2 separate regions of the Homo sapiens genome follow, and region 2 is linked to region 1. Evidence: read pairs that join two places in POLR2A ChIA-PET (ENCODE). Cell type or tissue: PC-9. All regions are shown on one strand. Each heading gives the region's core, and the rest is flanking DNA. Links, peaks and the distances in the headings are about the cores only. Region 1 overlaps ANTXR2 (ANTXR cell adhesion molecule 2). Region 2 holds the start of FGF5 (fibroblast growth factor 5).

Evidence for each region. ChIA-PET counts read pairs that join two places held together with the same protein. Peaks named below come from ENCODE experiments on the same cell type or tissue, not always from the same donor. Only the 100,000 strongest peaks of a DNase experiment are listed, where the experiment ranks them.
Region 2: POLR2A ChIA-PET joins it to region 1 with 9 read pairs; 4 of 35 experiments call an interaction of 5 or more read pairs at or near these places.

What each region holds. Positions count from the first base shown.
Region 1 is chr4:80,064,237-80,073,177 of GRCh38, forward strand. ANTXR2 (ANTXR cell adhesion molecule 2) reads right to left here. Exons shown (of 17, transcript NM_058172.6): 1 at 8,173-8,941; 2 at 7,347-7,418; 3 at 5,200-5,271. The coding sequence starts at 8,324. Among named protein-coding and RNA genes, the nearest start is that of ANTXR2, 4.5 kb to the right of the region's middle. RefSeq lists a silencer at 8,283-8,442 and an enhancer at 8,623-8,732. In PC-9, for the core only: no CTCF peak of the experiment used is centred there; no DNase peak of the experiment used is centred there; H3K27ac peaks cover 82 bases.
Region 2 is chr4:80,261,171-80,270,111 of GRCh38, forward strand. FGF5 (fibroblast growth factor 5) reads left to right here and starts at 5,494. Exons shown (of 3, transcript NM_004464.4): 1 at 5,494-6,009. The coding sequence starts at 5,655. RefSeq lists enhancers at 2,171-2,672, 5,189-5,720, 7,463-8,033. In PC-9, for the core only: no CTCF peak of the experiment used is centred there; no DNase peak of the experiment used is centred there; H3K4me3 peaks cover 1,223 bases; H3K27me3 peaks cover 388 bases.

The DNA of each region.
Region 1 (8,941 bases), core at 3,806-6,305:
CAGGCTGGGGGCAAGTGTAATGAAAGGGAGTCATAAATATTTATAACTGATTTGTAAGAGTAGGAATAAGAAAAATAGCAAATATAAGATTATTTATTATGTGGTATAATCACAAAAAAAGACAATCTATGATGGCAGCTAATAACTAAGGTTCTGAAGTCATATCAGCTCAATCACTCATTCAACAAATATTTATTGAGCATCTACTGAGCATCAGGCTCTGTTCTAGGTGTTGGGATACATGGGGGAGCAAGACAAATGAGGACTCCTGCTTTCATGTTTACATTAGAGTCATCAAGATAAAAATAAATTAACCAACAGAACCACTTGAAAATGTGATAACCAAATATAGTATTGTAAGAGATTACTGGGGAGGAGAGGTGGGGTTCCTTTAGACCTGCTGGCCAGGCAAGGCTTCTCAGAAGATGTGGCATGTAAGATGAAACCTAAATGAGGAGAACGAGCCAGCTAGGGGCAGATCTGCAGCAAAGAAAGAGCAAAGGTCCTAATGTGGAAACAAGCTCAGTCTGTTCAGGGAATGGAAAGAAGACCACTTGAGCTAGACTGTGCCACATGATGTTGCAGGAGAGGACTGGCTGGGGCACTAGGATGGGGCGTTTAGGCCTTTGGGAAACACTGGCTTTCCAGTCTAAGTGATGAAATTGTTTTAAGCATGAGAGTGGAATATCGGCTTTAACTTTAAAAGATTATTGTAGCCAATATACTGCTTGCAACTTGTTAACTGTGTGTGCTTGGACAAGCCGCTTTATCATTGTCAGTTTTGATTTCTTCATTTGTAAAGTCGAGGTAATAACAGTATCTATTACAGGAAGTTCATATGAGGATTAAGTGAAGCAATGCATGGAAAGTATTTTGCACACTGCCTGGTGCATAATAATTGTTCAATAAATGTTTTCAACTAAATCTCTGTTACAGTATTAGCATAATATTTAACAGAACTGAGCTTAATTCACTATCCCCAATTATGCAAAATAATAACTAAAAATACTTTTTAATTAGTCTTGATTCCAAATTCTCTACTGTTGAAAGGCTGGGTATTTCCATACTGAATCAACACTTGGCATTTTTCTCTTACCTAACCCTATAATACATCCCTGGGCTATTTATGTGCATGTGTATACCTCTACTCACACACACACTAGATTACTTATCTTTGTGTTACCCCAGGTTCCACAGTACTCAATGCATTGAATATAAGATAAGCAAGTCTTTAGGTAGGTGGGTGGGTAGGTGGAGGAATGGACTAACAGACATATGGAGGGTAAAAATCATGAGAGCAAGAGAAAAGAAGGCAGTGTTTCAAATTAAAGTATTTAAAAGAATAAGGTTTTTAAGTTACGAGTATATAAAATGCATAACATCATTTTTTGGCATGTTTATTACTTTATTCATGCATTTACATAGTACCGGATGCCATGCTGAAAGCATAACAGAAGACACAGCCCTACGGTAAGTATTTACTACCTTCTAATCTTGCCTCATCTCTACTAAGAATCTTCAGCAACACTCTGAGAAACATGAAAGAGCTACTTATTTACCAAGATTGTGAAGAATTATGAGTGCTAGAAACAAAATTGTGAAACCTGCAGTGCTTAACCTTTGGTTTTCTTTGCTTAACCTTTGCTTTCCTCACACACTCTGATCTATTTGTGATTGTAATATATAACATCAAGATTTTAATAGTTTATATGCAGAATTCCAATTTCTAGGCTTTGAAACAAAGATTCACAATAGTTGTGGAATCATTTGTTTACTGATCTGCATATAATATGCAAATTGTTTCTTCACACTTAAAAGTGTGTAATGGAGGAAAAGTGACCCTATATCCAAATATAGAGGACCACAGAAACTTGAGAAGTTACTGATTTAATTAAATAAAATTAGTAAAATAGCAATATAGAACAAGAAAATAATGTCCTTTATTGGAGGTTGTCCTATGCTATACAAAGGAACTTTATATACATTATCTTATTTTGATCTTCACAAAAACTCAAATATGGAAGATTTTATGTCCTGCACCTTATGGACATAAAACTGATACACTGTTATACAATTTGCCCCAAGTTTCCAAATCAGTCAGTGACAAAACTGGAACTCTAGCCTAGGCATTCTCAGTGTTATTTTCTGCCACCCCAAACTAATTAAAAATGCCACAAATAGTGAAATTTATTAAAACTTAAAGTGTTTATATTTAGGAAGAGACAGAGGAACCAACTATGTATAAAACAAGTTGCAAGTAGTGTTATTAAAATTCCTTTTGGAATATTATAAATCCTTTTAAGAAGGGCAATATTTTCTTTATGTAAGCATGATTCTTCTCTGATCATTAAAATACTGTATACTGCCTAGCTCCAGATGATAATAATAGTGATAAAGCCTTTATCTCTTGAAAACTTATATACCAGACTCTGTTCTAAATACTTCACATTCATCAACTTTCATTCATGTAACAATTTTATGGGGTAGGTATTACTATCATCATCATCATCATTGCCGTCATTATATAGATGAAAAAAGAAGAAGCATAAAGAGGTTAAGCAACTTATCCTTGACCATTTGGCTAGTAAATTGGAAAGCCAGGATTTACACGCAGGTAGATTTGGTCTAGTGACTCTTAGCTGCAACATTATGCTGCCTCTTTAAAGAAAGGCCTCTTCTGGTGAGGTGCAGTGGCTCACGCCTGTAATCCTAGCACTTTGGGAGGCCGAGGCGGACGGATCACGAGGTCAGGAGATCAGGAGATCGAGACCATCCCGGCTAACACGGTGAAACCCCGTCTCTACTAAAAAATACAAAAAATTAGCCGGGCGTGGTGGTGGGTGCCTGTAGTCTCAGCTACGCGGGAGGCTGAGGCAGGAGAATGGTGTGAACCTGGGAGGTGGAGCTTGCAGTGAGCCAAGATCATGCCATTGCACTCCAGCCTGGGCAACAGAACGAGACTCTGTCTCACAAAAAAAAAAAAGAAAGAAAGAAAGGCCTCTTCTGTAACCTATCTCAGTGTCTCCCCTATTAGATTCAACCAATGATGAAAGAAGAATCACTAACGTGGGTTAAAGATTTAAACCCCTTCCATGCGTATCTAAGCAATACCAATCTGGTCACCCAGTGACCTACACTTCATCTTCAAAGTGCTGAGGAACCATATGCAAAGTGTCTAGCAAAGAACCTGGCACAATGTTTGCAGCTATCAATGACTGAGAGTTTCTACAAGCCTGGCATGATGCTAAGTGTTTTTCTATATATAGGAATGCCATAAATGTTAAAATGGTTCTTTTTTTTCTGGATTGGCTAGATACAAGGCTGTTTCTTTGGAAATTAAGCTGGGCAATGGAGAAAATTTATTTTCATAAAGGCGAGAACTGTTAAATCACTGAGCATAGAAAGCTGCCATACACGGGTTGTGGACTACCATGGCTCTGGCTCCTGATGAGATTCATTCTCATCCACACAAGAAAGTAAGGAGGGCCATTATCCTCAGCAAACTAACACAGGAACAGAAAACCCAACACTGCATGTTCTTGTAAGTGGAAGCTGAACAATGAGAACACATGAACACAGGGAGGGGAACAACGCACACTGGGGCCTGTGAGGGGTGCAGGGGAGAAAGAGCATCAGGATAGATAGCTAATGCATGTGATGGGTTGATAGATGCAGCAAACTACCACGGCACACGTTTACCTATGTAACAAACCTGCATGCCCTGCACATGTATCCCAGAACTTAAAATTAAAATTAAATTAAATTTAAAAAGAAGAAAGAAAGGAGAAGTATCAATGGGAAGACAAGATCCTAGGCTGCACTCAGCATCTGCAGGGAGATTTTCCTCTCTAGGAAAAGGAAAACTAAAAGCACAAAGATTAAAATCTTATACGGATAATTTTCTAAATCAATTAAGTGAATTATAAATAAGTTCTCTCCCCCAGTTCCTTTAGATATTATGATTTCTTGACCTTTTCAAGGGAAAACTTAATTTACAAAAAACTGTTTTTACAGTTAACTTTTCAGAAATTCACATATCATGCAAAACAAAGTACACCAGCTTCCCTTGCTGAAACTACAGTTCAGAAAAATTTTATTTCAAAATAACAGGAAACCACTCATTCATTCATTCAACAAGAATTTATTGACCAAAAACTGGCTTACATACTCTGTTAAATAAAGTAGACATAAAAATGAAGAATAAAAGCTCCCTCCCACTATGGATCCCATTCTTTAAAACATGTCAGTGAGGTGGGGTGTGGTGGCTCACACCTATAATCCCAGAACTTTGGGAGGTCAAGGCAGGCAGATCTCTTGAGGTCAGGAGTTCAAGATCAACCTGGCCAATACAGTGAAACCCCCGTCTCTACTAAAAAAATACAAAAATTGGCCAGGTGTGGTGGCATGTGCCTATAATCCCAGCTACTCGGGAGGCTGAAGCATGAGAATTGCTTGAACCTGGGAGGTGGGGGCTGCAGTGAGCCAAGATAGCACCACTGCACTCCAGCCTGGGCAACAGAGAGAGACTCTGTCTCAAAAAATAAAAATAACATAAAATATATCAATGACTATTTCTAACTTGTCATTGACACTGTTTGAATGACACAGAAATGGTCATATGAAATACTGTGACATTGGTCTGAAAAAGACACCTTTTAAAAAACACTAAGGAGATTAAATAGATAGGTAGATAGATATAGAGATATATTGGTATACATATTGATATATACTAAGTTCCCTTATAAAGGTGAATATATTCAGCATTAATGGACCTCAGAGAAAGACCAGAAATCCAGGATGTCTACTGAATCTAGGAAATTATCCAAAAGGATCCATATCTTTCTCCCCCTCAATGTTCTTCAAATTCCTGGTTGATTAATATATTATATCTAAACAAGAAAAATGTAGAACTACTTACAGTAACAGAGAGGCCGGGGAAGGTAGGAAGTGGTGAATATACAACTAAGACAGGGATCTAGATTTCACTGCACATTCCACAGCCACTATAAATGATATTGATTTTCAGATTAACTGCTCTTTTATATTACTCATACCTCCTTTCCCTTCTATTAGAGAACTGAATTGTCTGTGCATCTGCTTGATTCCACTGAGAGGCCTGAATCACCACTTGGAAATATCAATCATGCCTTTAAAATTCATCTCTACTAAAAGCCTGCAGTGAAATGATAATGCACTAACCTGTCTCCAGTTAATGGCAAAATAATAGTTGCTTGAGAAGAAAACACAATGAAAGATAATCTCATTTCAGGGCTGCAAAATAAGAAAAGAGGCAGTTAAAACATTTTTAAAAAGAAATATTGATACGATACAGATGTATAGTTAGGGAGGTTCATTTAAAATTGGTCTCACTGAATGGTCCAGGCTTCTTTTAAATGACATTCCCTAAGTAAATAGACGAACTCTGCTTAACATTGTTGCATAAGTCATTTTGGATTTAGTCAACGCTTCCCAGCACTCACATACTCCTCCATGACCCATAAGGACTTGCATTTAGAGAGAGACTAACTGGAAAGATAAATTCTAAGCTGATGTAAAATTCTTTCGTAGAAAATTCCTCTTCCCTTGGTTTTCTACAACATTTCCTTTAAAGGTGGCCAGGCCCTTCAAAGTGATTATGGTTATCAACACTTATGGGTGGAGAGTACCCAGTTTGACTTAATGACCATAACTATGATATGAGTCTATAAAAAAGTCATCCTGAAGTAAGACTACTTAAAGAGTCATGGAAAATGTGAAAGAAACAATAAATCACTTTCTGCTTAGGCATTTTTTATTTTCTAAGTCTCAAACATGCTATTTTCCATTGGCAACAAGTGCCCCAGTCAGCTATATCTTTCAAGTTTTAGGCATGTCTCTCACAGAACGGTTCTTGCTTCTCGGACACTCTCTGCAACTACTACTAAGATTCAAAACTGAAGATATGAAACTAGAATCTATAAACTGAAAATCAGAATCCTCTCAAAGGCTTATACATATTTTAAAAGTCAGTCTCTTCATTAGTCACCCCTTATTCACTTCCTACAATGTATTGTTAGTAATTGAGCAACTAGGCTTGAGCCAGACAACTGTGTATTATAGAATTCCAACTTAAAAACCAGATCAATGAGTTAAGATAAGAGCTTGCTTCTTTAAAATGTTGTAGTGATGTGATTCATTGCTTTTGATCAAAATCTACATGACACCCTTTTCACATTGAAGGATTAAATTAGAAAATTTATAAACAACTGTCTGTTCTGCCTTTGACATTTAGGGACATAGGATCTTGTTTGTTTTTCTTTCCTAGACAGTTTTACCTCAGACCCTGTCCAGAAATGAGTGTTAAACTTGGCTTCTTAAGCAAGGGACTGATGATTGAACATGGACAGGCATACATTTTTATAGGGATAACTTTACTGCTGCCAATAACTGAAAGCAAGGATTGCCTAGGCCTCTACAGATTGTTTGAAGTTACTTGCAACATGACTTTCAAAATGTTTTGATCATCCAAGCCTGTTTTACAGAAAACATTTGGGCTAACAAGACTGAAAGAAGCAATATTTAATGATACAGTTCCTATTCATGTCCTTTCCATTATCTTGATAAACTTGTGTTTGCTCATTGCATTTTTTCTTTAAAAAAAAAAGAAGGAAAAAAAAAGCCTCAAAAGCCTAGTGTCCTGAGGTTATTTTTAAATAGGAGATGCCACTAATTCCTAGTTACCTCTAAATAAGAGAGTAAGCTGGATTTCATACCAGTAATGCTTTTTATAGGAGAGGAAACCAGTCTTTCCTGGTGATGCTTATTGCATATATAGAACAGTTAAATTTTAAACCAACCACACACCCACACATTGTGTAAACACAAGTCGTTGCTTTAAACACACACACAAGTGCCTTTTCTGGTAGCGGGTTATTAACACATGTTCATTTGAAGTTTTCCAACACTTTTTGTTTGTTTTAATGAGGGCCTCTATAATGCTAAGAAATGTGTGGAAAGAAAAATATATTATGGATACTATTCGCATAAAATTTATTTTTTTAATGTGATAAATTATGAGAAAGCATAACTGAAATTCAAAACAGATGAAAATTCGGAAAGAAAAAGACATTTGGAATAGTATTTGAAGATGCTTCCCCAGAGTCTGAGCCAAGTTTCTGGGATCCAGATGAAATAAGCCCTCAAGGACTGAAGGGCTGTCCTAATAACAGCATGTGTGCAATACGACCTTGAGGCACTTAAAAGTAACATTTCAGGAAAAGTTTTTCCTATAAAAGGTTTCAGAAAAGGGAAATTCTACACTTTGCTCTACTTCTCCACTGCCTAGAAAAGTAAAGTAAGAAAGATACCTCACAAATCTCTCCGCAAGTTGCTGTACGAAATTATAAATTTCAATCCAGTTATTTGCCACACTCCCAGACCTGAAAGATGAAATTGAACTGATCAGAGAAACAAAACACGGAACTGAAAAGTAAACATTTTGAAATGGTTCCTTCTTCAATGCCACGAACATAGGGGCACCTGGCCTCTTTTTCAAGCTAAGTAAGGGTATCTGTAGCTGAAACTTTGGTGGTACCCAGAGTTAAAGAAGTCAGTCCCAGAGCAAGACTCCGTCAAAAAAAAAAAGAAGAAGAAGAAGTCAGCCCGTTTTCTGGGGTGGGTAAATACCTGCCTAATTGTTTAGAGTGGAACCCAGCTCTTCAGAGTAAACACAAAAGCCTTTCTTCGCAGGAAATGCAAACCACATTGGGCATGTTAACCCTAGGCTTTTCCTGGCTCCAATGAAAGCGCTATGATTAGGATAAAACCAGGCAAACTTTAGCCTGCGTACGAGCAGGGTCGAGGAGGTGGGTAAGGACTCTGTGGCCGATGGAGCGTGGCCCGCAAGAGGCCACACTCCCATTTCCCAAGAGGCCAAAAGACTGGCAAACAGTGAATACCCCAACTCCCCAAAGAGCCAAGTAGCCCGGGGCTCCAATCACTACCCCCGACCCGGCTGATCTCCGCCCACACAGATCCGAACGCGCTTGCCCTTTGAAAGAAGACAGCAACAGGGCACCCCTCCGCGGGTTTCCAACACCACTCCCCGGGGTGCGCACACGCATCTCAGCCTCAGCCCCAGCTGATCCAGTGCCGCCCTCACCAGGAGACCCTGGACCTCCCTCGCACACTCACTTGTCCAGGACGAAGTAGAGATCAAAGGCTCTTCTGCAGGAGGGCTGCTCCTGGGCGCGCAGCAGCCCCCCGGGACCGCTGAGCACCAACAGCCACAGCCCGGGGAACAGCCAGCTCCCGGGGCTGCGGGCCGGGGACCGCTCCGCCACCATCCTGCGGCCGGGGGCCTGAGACTCCCTCCCGCTCGCAGTCCCCTAAGCTCAGGAGGGTCGCAAAGGTGGCGGGAGTCACCCGGCACGCACTCTGGGGTGGGGGGCGGCGAGCAGCTGAGACGCCGGCGCCTGCGGCAGCGGGACCCACCAGCTGACAGGGAGGGAGAGAGGGAGGTCCTGAGAGGACAAAGGGAGTCTCCGCCACCGCCGCAGCTGCCGCCGGAACTCTTGACGAATCCCAGTGGAAGCGCGATCCAGTCCTCCCCCTCCCGATTCCGGAGAGTTCCTGCAGACAATGCGGGCCCACGGCGACAGCTCGCGAAAGGAGTTCCTCTCCGGCCTGGGGCCGAGCCTCCAGCGCCCGCCTCGGACCCGGACCTGGAACCCACCCCGCCTGGAGGGCTGAAGTCCCCCCCGCTGCCGTGCGCTTCGGGACAAGGGGTCCCTGGGACGCGGCGACGGCAGAACAAACTAGGAGTGGAGACTCTTCTCCTCCGGCGGCCCCAACTCCCTCCGCACTCCGAAACTTTCCTCCCGGTGCTGGACTCTGGCACTGCGCTGACAGGCCGTCCCCTTTAGGGGAGGAGGCTAGCTGGCCCTGGGACTCCCGGCTGGAG
Region 2 (8,941 bases), core at 2,748-5,247, 200 kb after region 1:
CCAGTAATCCCAACACTTTGGGAGGCCAAGGCAGGCAAATCATTTGATCCCAGGAGTTCGAGACCAGCCTGGGCAACATAGCGAGACCAACCCCCCTCAACCCCCATCTCTATGAAAAATGCAAAAACTAGCCAGGTGTGGTGGTGCGTGCCTGTAGTTACAGCTACTCAGCAGGCTAAAGTGCGAAGATCACTTGAGCATAGGAGATGGAAGCTGCAGTGAACCCTGATTGTGCCACTGCACTCTAGCCTGGGAGACAGAATTAGACCCTGTTTCATAAAAAAAAAAAAAAAAAAAAAAAAGACTGGAAGTACTGCACCCCTCCACATATGTTTAGAATGTCCCCTTTGACATTATTAGATATAGACTGTACCAGTAAGAAAACCCATTACAAAGAGCAGAGAGGACTTTATTTGGGAGGCAGGGAAAGGTGGTATGATTTTTAAATCATGATTTTCATATGCATGTGTAAGGAGTACAGGGAATTGTATCCTTTATCTTCTACGGCTGGCCTTAGACAGGATAAAAGGCTTCCAGTTCTTAAGAGAAAGTATTTCCCTACAACTGGGTAATGCAGGCTAGGATAACTGGGGGTCTATAGTGGTTTGGGACTTAGTGCATGGATGTACCAGAAGCTAAAACAAAAATAGTCACTGGGATAACTGGAAAGCACAGGAGTTGGGCTTTATGAGAAAAACTGATTGCCTTGAGTTCACTTAGGTCACAAAGTACCTCTCTTTAGTAGCAAATGCTGTTTTACTTTCTGACTTCACAGATATAATGTCCAGTGGCCAATGGCCTTTTGCAAACAGGCCTCTTCTCAGAGGGAAGGACTGGACCCTGGAGAAAGAAGTCTAACCTCAGGACTTGCACAATTTGTAACTATACCTTCATCACCCTAAAAGTAGACACTGCACACATTCTTCTGTCCCTCTTGGTCTTTGGTTCTTCCTCACACAGCCGGCCCTTCCCAGCTCAGTGCTCCTTTAGCCACAGGCTATTTGTTGCTGTAGTTGCTGCCAACTTGGCTGGTGAGAAGCCAGGCCTGGAGGAAATAGAGGGTCCTGGCAAGAACCTGGACTGAGGGCCCCCACCAGGTTAGCTTCCGAGTCCTGCAATGCACTGTGCTTCTGTCTTAGTTGGCTTGGGCTGCTATAACAAGACAACCATGGACAGAATGGTTTAAACAACAAACATATTTCTCATGGTTCTGGAGGTTGGGAAGTCTGCGATCAGGGTGCCAGCATGGAGGGACTCCTTCCTTGTTTCCTCATTTGAGGGATTGGGGTTGTGAGAGGAAGAAAGCTCTCTCCTCTTTTTATAAGGGGGAGGCAGAGGGGCATGCACTAATCCCACCTCATGACCTGATTAACTTCCAAAGCCCCATATCCAAATACTATCACATAAAAGAACAGAGTTTTAACTTGAATTTTGGGTACCCAAACATTCAGTCCATAGCAGTCTCTACTAAAAAGTGTATGCAATTAGAGGCCACTGTGGGGCTCCCAGGACCTGATTAACAAAAGATAGTACTATCTGGGTATAGCCTGAGAGTATGAAAGGGTGATAGGAATATAGAGTTGGGTAGGGGTGGGGTGCAGAGGCTTTTGGGACCATGTTTGAAACAGCTATCCCAGGAAAGCATTCTAAAAATCCTTGGGTTTTCTTTGGATCAAACAAAGAAAATTTGGCCTTGCCTTCAAACTGTACAGTCATCTTAAAGCTCAGAACAGGCAAATTTCTCATGGCACCTGCACCTCCAGGAGTGGAGATTTTGGGGTAACTGAGGCTCTTGGAACAGAAGTCTGTGTAAGATCAGCCTGGCACAGTGGCAGCCTGGTTCCTGGGTCAGACAGCCTCCCAGGACAGTGGCTTGCATTGCCAGGGTTGTTCATTCTATTCCATCATCTATCTCTTGTCCGTCCTTCCAACCCAGCATGAGACATTGTAGGATGAACAGTCTTGCCTTCAGGACCCTTGCCTCAGTGAGGCCTGGCCTCAGTTTAAACCCAGGGGAATGTTGTAAATATTGAGACGGTCTCTAGAGTGAAGGAAATATTGGGCTCTGACTTGACTTATACACCCTGACTTCTCTTTTCTTAGGCTTCTGGGTTCCAACCAGAGGTTACCGGTAACTTTATCTTCTTTTGCATTGATTTCTGTCTCTAGTAACCAGATCACACTTGTAGTTACGAAAGGGATAGGGGAAATTCACCACCAGTTTTCCACACAGAAATAGGGGAGGCCTGGAAAGAAAGTTCAGATGCTGGGGTCCAGGAAAAGTGACCCTGAGGGGGTTGGTCTAGGAAATGTGAGGCCTAGTGGGGTGAGACACCGCTGAAAGAGAGCTCAAGAAGAGGGGGTGGGGACCTAAGCCGAAGCCCGCGCACTCACTGCCTGGCGCCTAGGTGACTGGTGGAATCTGCTAATCTGTTGGGTAGTTTTTCCGTCGTCTGTCAGGTGGCGATGAGTGGAAACTAATCTTCGGGGCCGTTTGTTTTACCTCTGCAGGAAGCAGGGCGCTTGCGCCTTCTCCCAACCTTGCTTTCCTGGCTGGGAGAACGCAGGAATTGGAGAACTGAGCTGTGGGCTCGAATCCGCGCATGACCTGGAGATCTGGACCAAGCTCCGAGGCTTAATGGGGAAAGCTGAGATGTCCCCAGCAGGGGGCTTTGGGCGATTAACTTTTCGGAAAGTCGCCAGAGAAAGTGTGGTGCAGGCTTGCGCTCTTTTGGGTGGAGTTCACAGGAGTAGGGCTCGAGGTAGCCAAAACAGTAAATTGAGATAGCTCCCCGCCCCACATTCCCCACTGCAGAATTGCTGTGGACAGAGGCTCTCGAAGATCGGCTGCTCAGAGTGGTAGGCAGGATGTAGACCAGGGCGGGCGCAGCCCTGGCGCATAGCGCGACCCTTTCGTCTCTCAGCTGAGCTGCGGAGGAAGGGGGCTTGGCAGCTCAGCTCACGGAACAAGCGCAGTGCTGTCTTTCATGTTTCACTGTTCAGTTTTTGTAGCTTTTTTTAATGGCCCCAATACATAACTCTCTTGTGAAAAAAAAAGTTTAATAGCATCCACCCTACACACTTATGATCACCAATGGAGATTTCCTTTTAAGCCCCGAGTATGTGGGCACATTCGGCTGCCCGCCCAACCCCCAATCCTCCCACCCCAGTATGGAAGACAGTCGGGCGTTGAGGACTGGTTTGCCAAATTCAATCACTGTCCACAACAGCTGGTCACTTGTCTCCTTTTAGTGAGCCCCTGACTCTTTCTAAGCCCTTGGAATCCAGAAAAGTGTATCTTGCCATCCTCCAGTTTGAGGTAGACTAAAGCCTGAGCAGGTGTCTTTGCCTTCCTGGGTCATCCCTAGGCAAGGATTTGATCCCCAGTTTGGCTCTTGCGGGAGTTGAGAGGGAAACAAGGATGGTTGTTTCAGTGCAGGCGGGGCTGCAGAAACTGAGAGAAGGGAGCAAAGACAAGAGGCTGATAACAGCTCCAGAAACTGGACTCCAGAGTCCTCTTGACCTCCTGGGTTTAGACAGGGGGCTGATAGTGCAGCTGGGGCAGGAACCACTCTCCTCCTCTTTCAGCAGACTCCTTGGGAAAAGGAAAGGGAGAAACAAGCAGCTGGATTTGCTTTGGAGAATCTTCGTCACTTGAGGAATGGGCTGTGTATTTGCGTGGCATGGGGGAACTTACAAATGGCATTCAGCAGCATCAATGTGGCTTAAACCCTGACAGCTTTGCCACAGACCTCAGGGCATTGCCTGAAGAAGGAACAGCACCCAGGTTCAGAACCATCCTACAATCATCCTCCCCAGAAGAAGGTGATTTCAGTCAAGTAGACCATTCTGAGAGATACTGTGACTGTTCTCAATGTCTACTTTTAGGGTTGCCTTGTAAGGATCTGCCTACCCACCCTAGTTAAGGGAGAAGTATATAACTTGAGCCTAGAACAGTGGACAGGGGGTGTGTTCAGCTCTGGACAGTATCTCATGTAGTGTGCCCATGTTATGCACATCTATGTGTGATGTCCTCTTTCTTTATCACAGTGGTTTTACTACACTTTCCAGGTAACCTTCTGTTTTACAAGTACTTTGATGTTACTCTGGCGGTGGAAGATTCCAAACCTGAAAAATCTGCATTGTTTTATATGCGTTTCATTATTGAGATGGAAAACCTTAAGTAGGTACTCAATAATGGGTAAGGCCGTTTCTTAGCTTCAACCTTGGTTCATCTGAATTGACCTTATCAGTCAATAGCACGGGCCGTTTCATTAAAATAACCAATGAATAATGTATCATAGCTTAGTTTAAAGTTTCAAATATGTTTTTAGACAGAAACATTCCAAGCATGCAAGTCAGGTGTATTTCCCAGATAAATAACAGTCTGGGGACGTTGCCCGTACAGGGAAATTCTCTGTTCTCAAGGAAATTTTCCCTTCTCGGGTTTCCTGAGGTTGAAATCCAGCGCGCACGTCATTAATCATTCACTGAGGTCGGTCCCTCAGTCAATGGCAGGTCTGGGTAAGCTAAAGCGAGCAGTTAGCTAACCCTTCCTGCCACGGGGATCCTGGGGCGAAAGAGGACAACTGGGCGGTCAGTTACATGTGCTGGTGTCCAGCCGCTGCCTCTCTTTCCCCGGTCGGAGCGCGGGGGTGCGTGTGCCCTCACTCTCACGAATACAGACGGAGAGCTTCCCAGAAGGAAAAACAAATTCGTCATAATGTTCAGCGCAGCCGAGAGTTTCCAACAAGAAAGCAGCTCCAGTCGTGGCATGATGACTCAGGGTGGCGTTTTAAACGCTGAATAAACCCATTCCTTAGCTCTTTAATAAATCGCTAATAACAGCAAAAACAGCCTTCTCCCCGAACCGCGCCACACCAAAGGCTTCCCAAGTTGGGCTGCGAATCCCTGTTTGGTTTTCCAACGCCGAAAGACGTAGAAGCAGTGGGATCTCCTGGTGGGACGCATTTCTCCAAGGGCTCCCAGAGAGAGGACGAGATAGCAGGGTTTACAGGGCAAAGAGAGGAGAACCTGGAAATCGTGTCCTGGGGGGCAAGAGTGCGTTGCCCAGTCACAAGTGTGCTGTAGAGGTGGGAGAGGACAAGGACCCATTTCCACATTTCAACCCTCCGTTTCTATCGCTGCCCCTGGAGGACTCAGCTGCTAACGCCGAGCTCGTTTCCACGCGGCTCTGGTCCTAGTCGGGGAATCCGGGTGGCCGCGCGACGCGAGAGAACTGCTGGGATGCGTGGCCCTGGTATGGGCGCACCCAGCGTCCGGGGCGCAGGTTCTCTCAGCCCAGCTTCTCCTCCCACTCACTCGCTCGGATCTCCTCCCTCCTTCACATCCCCCGCCCCCGGGACCGCGAGGCTCCCTCCCCGCACCGGCCAGTGAGTACACAAAGCCGCGGGTGAGGGGAAGCTTCGCAGGCGTGCACGGAGCAGTGAGATCACTGGCGTTATAAATATCCCGGTGCCAGCGCGGAGATCCGCTCGGGTGGCCTCTCTCTTCCCCTCTCCCCTTCTCTTCCCCGAGGCTATGTCCACCCGGTGCGGCGAGGCGGGCAGAGCCAGAGGCACGCAGCCGCACAGGGGCTACAGAGCCCAGAATCAGCCCTACAAGATGCACTTAGGACCCCCGCGGCTGGAAGAATGAGCTTGTCCTTCCTCCTCCTCCTCTTCTTCAGCCACCTGATCCTCAGCGCCTGGGCTCACGGGGAGAAGCGTCTCGCCCCCAAAGGGCAACCCGGACCCGCTGCCACTGATAGGAACCCTAGAGGCTCCAGCAGCAGACAGAGCAGCAGTAGCGCTATGTCTTCCTCTTCTGCCTCCTCCTCCCCCGCAGCTTCTCTGGGCAGCCAAGGAAGTGGCTTGGAGCAGAGCAGTTTCCAGTGGAGCCCCTCGGGGCGCCGGACCGGCAGCCTCTACTGCAGAGTGGGCATCGGTTTCCATCTGCAGATCTACCCGGATGGCAAAGTCAATGGATCCCACGAAGCCAATATGTTAAGTAAGTTACTCGCTCTCCTACAAAACCCGTCCTAGGCGGCCGCGGAAGATTCGGGAGGGACAGCAGGTATTCGCCGGGACACAGGCTCACCTTCCTGAGCCCAGGCCACTGGGACCAAGCTGATACTCAGAAACAGCCGGGCGGGTTGGGTGGAGATGCATCTATATGGCGTGCGCACACGCACCCCTCTCCTGGGCATGAGGAATTGCGATTTCTCAGGTGTATGTTACCTAGAGGCTGGTGCCCAGACGGGTACCTTGTTTTCAGTTTGCTCTAGCCTCAAAGACGAGTCCCCAGCCATGACAGGAGAGAACAAAAAACTCATTTCTTCTCACTCAATTTGTTTACCTTCTGCTTATGAACTAGCCTGGCATTTTTCATTAGGCATCAAAGGCAGCCCTTCTCCCTATCCATAACTGAAGTTATTTTTTGAAAAGAAGAATCAAATCCCAAATACTTCCCTCTTCCATCCGCTACCATAAACCTCAAATTAATATTGTATATGTATATGTATATATGTATATAAGTCTATGTATACAATGTATACACATAGGTAGATAGATAGATAGATAGATAGATACACAGATAGATAGACAGACAGATAGATAACTAGGGGACACCAGACAGACATTCCTGCTTGGAAGAAGATTGTGCTCTAGAAAACTGGACGCGTTTAGAGAGGGAGACATGATAAACATTGAAATTACTAACTCCAGAGTTGGATTTAACAATGTTTAGTATCTTGAGACCATGACTACACCGTATTAGGAGAGTGGCCAGCCTTTGGTCCCCAAGAACAGTTAGGGGAAAGTTCCTTATTTTAGAAGAAACGCAGAGGTTAAATTTGGTAGGGGTGCAGATTTTGTAGGACTTTTTATAAACAAAGTTTTAAATTTTCCCTCTGAGTTTTTTCTTTCAGCACGCTCTCTTTTTTCCTTTCTCATCTCCTCTTCCCTTCCACCCCATCTATGTTTCCAGACCATCGCAGCCACTCCTCTGGTTTCTCTTCACTGCCTCTAGGCAGCTGGGGGCAGGGACGGTTTGGGGCTGTGAGTAGGAGTGGGGAGATCTCTGTGGGGCTTTTGCTCAGTAGGGCCAGATCGCTCTTCCAGCGCGGGTTGGTCCACCAGGCAGAGCCCCAGCCAGGGCCTGTCAGGTACCCAGGGAGACCGGAAATGTAGCCAGGAGACAGCAGCGCTCACAGTCACCTGGTTTCAGTGTCAGCCTGGTTGCTCCTAGATGTTCCTAACTTGCTCCATCTCAGACCAAAGACTCCACGGGCCATTGGGCTCCTTCTTACACAGGCTCCAGAGGAGCGTGGACACCACCGGCGGTCTGAAGATTTGGCAGCCAGCAGTCTCCAGAGGGGGGTCGGAGGCGCGCAAGTGGGTAAGGCGGTAGGCTGGCTAGCCTCCTCCGGTGGGTTAAGGGGGCCTAATGCGGAAGACCTGATGGTTCATGCTGAGAGAAAAGCAGGTCTATGCCCGCCCCTCTGCGCCTGTCTAGTCTATCTGATCGCGCTGATTCAGCAGCCTGCGGCGCACGTGGTGAGGGCGCCTGGAGCGCCCAGCTGGAGAGAGGGCCCTCCGCACACGCACCAGCGAGTCCCAGGGCCTCCCTCACACTCCCGAGAGGAATCTATTTCCATATTTTAGAGTTTATTTCACTCATCGAATAACTGCTCATTTGGGGGATAAAGGGCAAGATCTGTTGGGGTGAAATGGAATTTTCTGAGATTTGAGGAATAATCAGTAACATCTATTTATTTCCATTCGTCCTTCTCATTTTGTCTCAACGGTCTTTTGACTCCATCAGCCATCACAGCTTATTCCCACTTCCGGCAACCTTTCCTTCTCTCTTACAAGAAAACTTTCTTTCTTCTGTTCTTCTTGTAACGACCCGTGGAGTCATTGGTCTGAGATGGAGCAAGTTAGGAACATCTAGGAGCAACCAGGCTGACACTGAAAGACAGGTGACTGTGCGCGCTGCTGTCTCCTGGCTATGTTTCCACTCTCCCTGGGTACATGACAGAGCACCAACAGAGGATAACTTCCGTGAGCTCAAGGGCGGACCCCAAACTAGCAGGCAGCAAGCAGCAGGTTGGAGCCCAGGGAGCTCAGAGAATGCTTCTGGGGAGGGTTTAGGTGTGCTAGAGATCTCAGAAAGCAAGGCTCATTCCCAGGATATTCACCATCTTCTCTACGAAGACACTATATGAGACGAAGGTAGTTTTACAGCTTAGGCCTTGCTAGAGGGGGTGTTGTAGAAAAGCAAAGGGGGGAAAATAAGAGCAGATCAAAAAGAGTGCACCCAGATAAACAAGACATTGACCACTACCCAGTATGTAACATGTACATTTTCTTTTAAAATCCATGTTGAAAGATATCTACAAGAGAACAGGGATGTTTCCTAAAACAGTGCCGACAAAAAGCTTAATTTAAACTTTTTCCTAATTTATTCTTGTTTACAATAACCTTTCAGAGTTTAGTTTCTGTGTCTTTCACATGACTTGCTTTCATTCATGCCATAAATCATGTACCCAATATAAGATACCTATCTCACTAAGCATGATATTTTGGTTACTTTTGTGTTGTTTGTCTTCCATAGAGTTTTTTTTTTTTTCCCCAGAAGAAAGCATAGCAAATATTCAAATCATAGTAATTTTCTGCTTTGTGATATCTGGAGTGTCTAATACTACTTCATAAAATTTTTACTACCTTTGATCAATGCAGAATTTGCATGTAATTTGGGAATTTAACATGGATCTCTGCCATTACCTAGCTGTAAAAGAGAAACAGAAACTTGCTAATTACAATTGGTCATTTACCTCTTTGAAGGCAGTAGTTGATGTTTCCTGACATTCGTGTAAACTAAGGTGTTGGCCATGGCCTTTCTTAGAGTATGTGAGGAAATGTGTTTAAATCTCCTAAGA